Regions from separate parts of the Homo sapiens genome. Here region 1 is linked to region 2. Evidence: read pairs that join two places in POLR2A ChIA-PET (ENCODE). Cell type or tissue: OCI-LY7. All regions are shown on one strand. Each heading gives the region's core, and the rest is flanking DNA. Links, peaks and the distances in the headings are about the cores only. Region 1 overlaps HSD17B4 (hydroxysteroid 17-beta dehydrogenase 4). Region 2 overlaps DMXL1-DT (DMXL1 divergent transcript).

Region 1 (2,918 bases), core at 92-2,591, 430 kb after region 2:
ATTGAGAAATGCCTATTCAGTTCATTTGCCATTTTAAAAATATACTGTTTATTATTTATTTATTAGGATTATTTATTTTTTATTTTTGGTGTTGAGTTTTTTATGTATTTTGGATATTAATCTCTTGTTGGATGAATAGTTTGCAAATATTTTCTCCCATTCTGCAAGTTGTCTCTTCACTGTTGATTGTTTTTTTGCTGTGCAGAAGCTTTTTAGTTTGATCTAGTCCCATTTGTTTATTTTTGCTTTTGTTGCCTATGCTTCCGAGGTCTCATTTATAAAATCTTTGCCCAAACCAATGTCCTGAAGTGTTTCCCGTATGTTTTCTTCTAGTAGTTTCATAGTTTCAGGTCTTATGTTTAGGTTTTTAATAAATTTTGTGTTGATTTTTGTATATGATGAGAGGTAGGGGTCTATTTTCATTCTTTTGCATATGGATATCCAGTTTTCCCAGCACCATTTATTGAAGAGACTGTCATTTCCCCCACATATGTTCTTGGCACCTTTGTAGAAAATCAACTGGTTTTAAATGCATGGATTTATTTCTGTGTTATCTATTCTGTTCCATTGGTCTATGTATCTATTTTTATGTCACTACCATTGCTGTTTGAGTAGCTATAGCTTTTTTTTTTCTTCTTTTGAGACAGCATCTCGCTCTGTCGCCCAGGTTGGAGTGCAATGGTGTGATCTCGGCTCACTGCAACCTTCACCTCCTGGGTTCAGGTGATTCTCCTGCCTCAGCCTCCCGAGTAGCTGGGACTACAGGCACCCGCCACCACGCCCAGCTAATTTTTATATATTTTTTAATAGAGATGGGGTTTCACCATGTTGGCCAGGATGGTCTCGATCTTTTGACCTCATGATCCGCCTGCCTTGGCCTCCTGAAGTGCTGGGATTATAGGCGTGAGCCACCGCGCCCGGCCTTTGGTAGCTCTAGCTTTATAGTATATTTTGAAGTCAAGTAGTGTGATACTTTCAGCTTTGTTCTTTTTGCTCAGTATTGCTTTGGTTATTTGGGATCTTTTGTGGTTTCATGTGAATTTTAGGATTTTTTTTTTTTTCTGTTTCTTTGAAGAATATCACTGGTTCCCTGGTTGTCTAGTGGCTAGGAACAACAGCAAAAAGAATGCCACTGGCATTTTGATAGAGATTGCATTGAACCTGTAGATCACTTTGGGTGGTATGGCCATCTTAACAGTACTAATTCTTCCAATCCATGAATGGGTTAATTTATTTCTAGGTACTTTATTTTATTTTTCTGGTGATTGTAAATGGGATTGCTTTCTGGTTTCTTTTTCAGCTAGTTTGGTATTGGTTTATATGGTATGGATGTTTTTCTCCTCCAAATCATGTTGAAATGTGATTGGCTTAACACCAACCCATTGGTGATAAGTGAGTTCTTACTCAGTTCATGTGAGATCTGGTTGTTTAAAACAGTCTGGGACCTCCTTCTCTCTCTTGCTGCCACTCTTGCCATTGTGATGCACTTGCTCCCCCTTTGCCTTTTGCCATGATTGGAGGCTTCTTGAGGGCCTTACGAGGAGTAGATGCTGGAGCTCTGCCTGTACAGCCCACAGAGCTATGTTCCAATTAAACCTCTTTTCTTTGTAAATTACCCAGCCTCAGGTATTTCCTATAACAATGCAGAAGTAGCCTGACACATTGGTGTATAGAAATGCTACTGATTTTTGTATGTTGATTTTCTATTCTGCAACTTTACTGTATTCATTTATCAGTTCTAAGAGTTTTTTGATGGAGTCTTTAGGTTTTTCTATATGTAGGATTGTGTCATCTGTAAACAGGAACAGTTTGATGTCCTTCTTTTTAATTTGGATGCCCTTTGTTTCTTTCTCTTGCCTAATTGTCCTGGCTAGTACTTTCAGCACTATGTTGAATAAGAGCGGTGAAAGTGGGCATTTTTATTTTGTTCCAGTTTTTAGAGGAGAAGCTTTCAGCTGTTCCCTGTTGAGTGTGATGTTAGCTGCAGGTTTGTAATATATGACCTTTGTTGTATTGAGGTACATTCCTTCTGTACCTAATTTGTTGAGAGTTTTTATCCTGAAGGAATATTGAATGTTACCACATGCTTTCTCTTGAGATGATCAGATGGTTTTTTTCTCCTTTGTTTTGTTGATGTGATATCACATTTATTGATACACATAACCATCGTTACATCTCTGGCTAAATCTCACTTGATTGTGATATATTATCTTCTAATTGGATTCAGTTTGCTAGTATTTTGTTTAGGATTTTTGTGACTGTGTTCATCAGGGATATTGGACTTCAGTTTTCTTTTTTTTGTTGTTTTGTCCTTGTCTGGTTTGGGTATCAGTATAATGCCCACCTCATAGAATGAGTTTGGAAGAAATCTGTTCCCTCCCCCTTCAATTTTTTGAAATAGTTTGAGAGGAATTTGTATTAGTTCTTTAAATGTTTGGTAAAATTCAGCAGTGAAGCTGTCTGTTACTGCTCTTTTCTTTCTTGGGAGACTTTTTATACCCGCTTCAATCTTGTTCTTTGTTATTGACCTGTTCAGATTTTCTATTTCTTCTGAGTTGAATCTTGGTAGTAGGTCATATGTCTATGTCCAGTTTTCCTCCAGTTTGTTGGCGTAGAGTTGTTGTAGTAGTCGTTAATGATCTTTTTTATTTCTGTGGTATCAGTTGTAAATGCCTTTTTTTCATTTCTGATTTTATTTGTGTTTTCTCTTTTTTTCTTATTCTAGCTAATGAATTGTCAGTTTTGTTTATCTTTTCAAAAAACCAACTTTTTGTTTCAGTGACCTTCTGTAATTTTTTAGTCTCAATTTTGTTTATTTCTTCTCTGATCTTTATTAATTCTATCTACTGATTTTGGATTTGGTTCTTGCTTTTCTAGTTCTTTTAGATGCATTTTTAGATTGTTTATTTGAATTCTTT
Region 2 (2,918 bases), core at 175-2,674:
TGTTGAAAACTTAACTCCCAATGCAATAGTGTTGGGAGGTGGGGCCTAATGAGAGGTGTTTAGGTCACGAGTTTGTCAAAAGATGCTAGAGAAAATTATCTCTAAATATGTTGAGTCTACTTGGAAATAGAAATAAGGATTATAGGCCGGGTGCCTGTAATCCCAGCACTTTGGGAGGCCGAGGTGGGCGGATCACGAAGTCAGGAGATCGAGACCATCCTGGCTAACACGGTGAAACCCCGTCTCTACTAAAAGTACAAAAAATTAGCCGGGGGTGGTGGCGGGCGCCTGTGGTCACAACTACTTGGGAGGCTGAGGCAGGAGAATGGCGCGAACCCAGGAGGCGGAGCTTGCAGTGAGCCGAGATCAAGCCACTGCACTCCAGCCTGGCAACAGTGCAAGACTCCGTCTCAAAAAAAAAAAAGAAAAAAGAAAAGAAATAAGGATTATAATCTGGAATGCATGACATGGCAAATCACCAGAGCATTCAGTGAAGAAAGGGTAAGGAGAGCCTTTATTAGCAAAAAATATTTACATGAGCTGCTTAGAAATGGCTCATTGGTCATGGAGTTTCTAAGCCAGAGTTGCTGTTAGTTCATTGATAGAAATGCCATTACTGGGCAAATGTTTTTCCAAGAACAGCTCAACTTAATCACTGCAGTCTTAAAGAATGTCTTGTGATAAATCTTTTGCGTTTTTTTGTTTGTTTGTTTGTTTTTTTGAGATGGAGTCTCACTCTGTCGCCCAGGCTGGATACAGTAGCGCTGTAGTGAGCTCACTGCAACCTTCACCTCCTGGGTTCGAGTAATTCTCTTGCCTCAGCCTCCTGAGTAGCTAGGATTACAGGCACATGCCACCACACCTGGCTAATTTTTGTATTTTTAGTAGAGATGAGGTTTCACCACATTGACCAGGCTGGTCTCAAACTCCTGACCTCAAGTGATCAGCCCGCCTCAGCCTCCCAAAGTGCTGGGATTATAAGCGTGAGCCACCGTGCCCGGCCATCTTGTGATAAATCTTATCAAAGGGTGTATGAAAGAAGTGAAAGGATTTTTAGAAAGTTCTTGGAACAGTTCTTATCTCAGATATGTAAGTATGAGCCTCCTCTCCTTCAGGACTTGCTGTCCCTATTTTGCCCTGTGGAGACACAGAGCTAAACCATATCATTCCACCCATGGCCTCTCCCAAATCTCATGTCATTCTCACATTTCAACACACAATCATGCCTTCCCAAAAGTCCCCAAAAGAAAAAAAATAAAGAAAATCATTGCCAGTCCCTTGAGCAGATGATATAACTCATACCAATACTTGTATAGAAGAAGCATATTCTGAGTATTCAAAATTGAATCAGACTCAGAGGTAAAAAGATATAGCCTCAAAAAATGTGGCATACCTAAAATATCCGTGAATCTTCTTACTCATTTAAATAAACTAAATTTGAATTTCAAATTCACTGACTTTTCCTATTACTATGATGTGAGACAGGAAGCGTCCTTCAAGATTTATACTTTTTAAAAAATAAATGACTACACTATTTTTCAACAGGACGAATGCTACAGGAAATGAGCATACAAAATAAGAAACAGAAAGTGGAGGCGGTTAGCAATGGCTTTAATTTGGCTCCTTACTTTCACACAAAAACACCTGCAGAGAGCTTCAAATGCTATGCATGTGCTGATGATTCTCAAATTTACAACTTCTGAAAAAGTCTTTTTTCTGACACCCCCACATCCTCCTGTTCATTCTTCAGATCTCAGCCTAAAAAAGGTCAATTCCCAGAGAATCCCTTTCCTGAGATCCAAGACTAGGTCAGTTTTAAGACAGGGGTTTTCAATCCTTTTGACCTTGATCTACCATAAGAAATATATTTCATATCATGATCTGGTGCACACATATGCAAATATGCATTCTTAAACAAATGATTATCTCTATCTGCCAGTCACTATTATAAACCACTAGGGATACAAAGTGAATAAAACGTATAAAAACTTTGCTTTAATGGAGTTTACATTCTAGTAATTCTGTTTCTGCCTTTGCCTTCCTTAAAACTATTCTCAATCCTGCAGCCAAAGTGATCCTATTAAAACATAAATCAGACGTCACTCTTTTCCTCAATGCCATCCAATGGCTTCCCATCTCACTCAGAGTCAAAACCAAGGCCCTGCCTACTACAAATCACGTAGCCTTACATGATCTGCCCCACTGACCATGACTCACCCTCTTTCCTCGTCACCTGCTAGTCCTCCCATTCACTCCCCTTCAGTCATATTGGCCTTGCTTCTCTTCAGACGGGCCAGCCACACTCAGGGCCTTTGCACTGACTATTCCTTCTGCCTGGAATGTTCCTCCTCCAAGTATCCATATGGCTAACTCCCTCAATTCTTTGAGATCTTTAACCACAAGGCGCTTTCCCAAATAAGTCTTCTCTGGCTACCCTTTTTAAAATTTTAACCCCCACCCTTCACATTTTATATACTCCCCTTCCTTGCCTTTTTTCAGCTTCTTGTCATCTTATAACATATTCTATATTTTACTAATTTATCTTGTTTATTTTCTATCTTTCCTCTTGAAAGCATACTCTATAAGCCCCTGGATTTATATATTCATTCACTGACAACGTAAGCAGAAATAAAAGTTTCACAAAAGAATACTTATCCTTATTATCTGTGATTTACTAGGATGTTTTATTATTTAGTTTGTTAAAAATACTGGTCTTAAGCCACTAGATAGATTTCATGACCCACTCATAGATCATGATCCACAGTTTACACTGTCTTAATGTAAGCTTTCATTGTATCTGACAAATTGTTTCATAGCACATCACAACTGTGTGTGTGTGTGTGTGTGTGTGTGTGTGTTTATTCCCTACCCTACTGTGGGTCCTATGCAGAGCTGAGAAGTCAGGGCTGCCTTACTCA

The links. Peaks named below come from ENCODE experiments on the same cell type or tissue, not always from the same donor. Only the 100,000 strongest peaks of a DNase experiment are listed, where the experiment ranks them.
Region 1: POLR2A ChIA-PET joins it to region 2 with 5 read pairs; 3 of 35 experiments call an interaction of 5 or more read pairs at or near these places.

Annotation. Positions count from the first base shown.
Region 1 is chr5:119,463,971-119,466,888 of GRCh38, forward strand. The region is part of intron 2 of HSD17B4 (hydroxysteroid 17-beta dehydrogenase 4); the gene reads left to right. Among named protein-coding and RNA genes, the nearest start is that of HSD17B4, 13 kb to the left of the region's middle. In OCI-LY7, for the core only: no CTCF peak of the experiment used is centred there; no DNase peak of the experiment used is centred there.
Region 2 is chr5:119,029,901-119,032,818 of GRCh38, forward strand. All of the region lies in intron 1 of DMXL1-DT (DMXL1 divergent transcript), which reads right to left. Among named protein-coding and RNA genes, the nearest start is that of DMXL1-DT, 40 kb to the right of the region's middle. RefSeq lists an enhancer at 1,942-1,991. In OCI-LY7, for the core only: no CTCF peak of the experiment used is centred there; DNase peaks (open chromatin) are centred at 1,591 and 2,191; H3K4me3 peaks cover 2,106 bases; H3K27ac peaks cover 2,488 bases.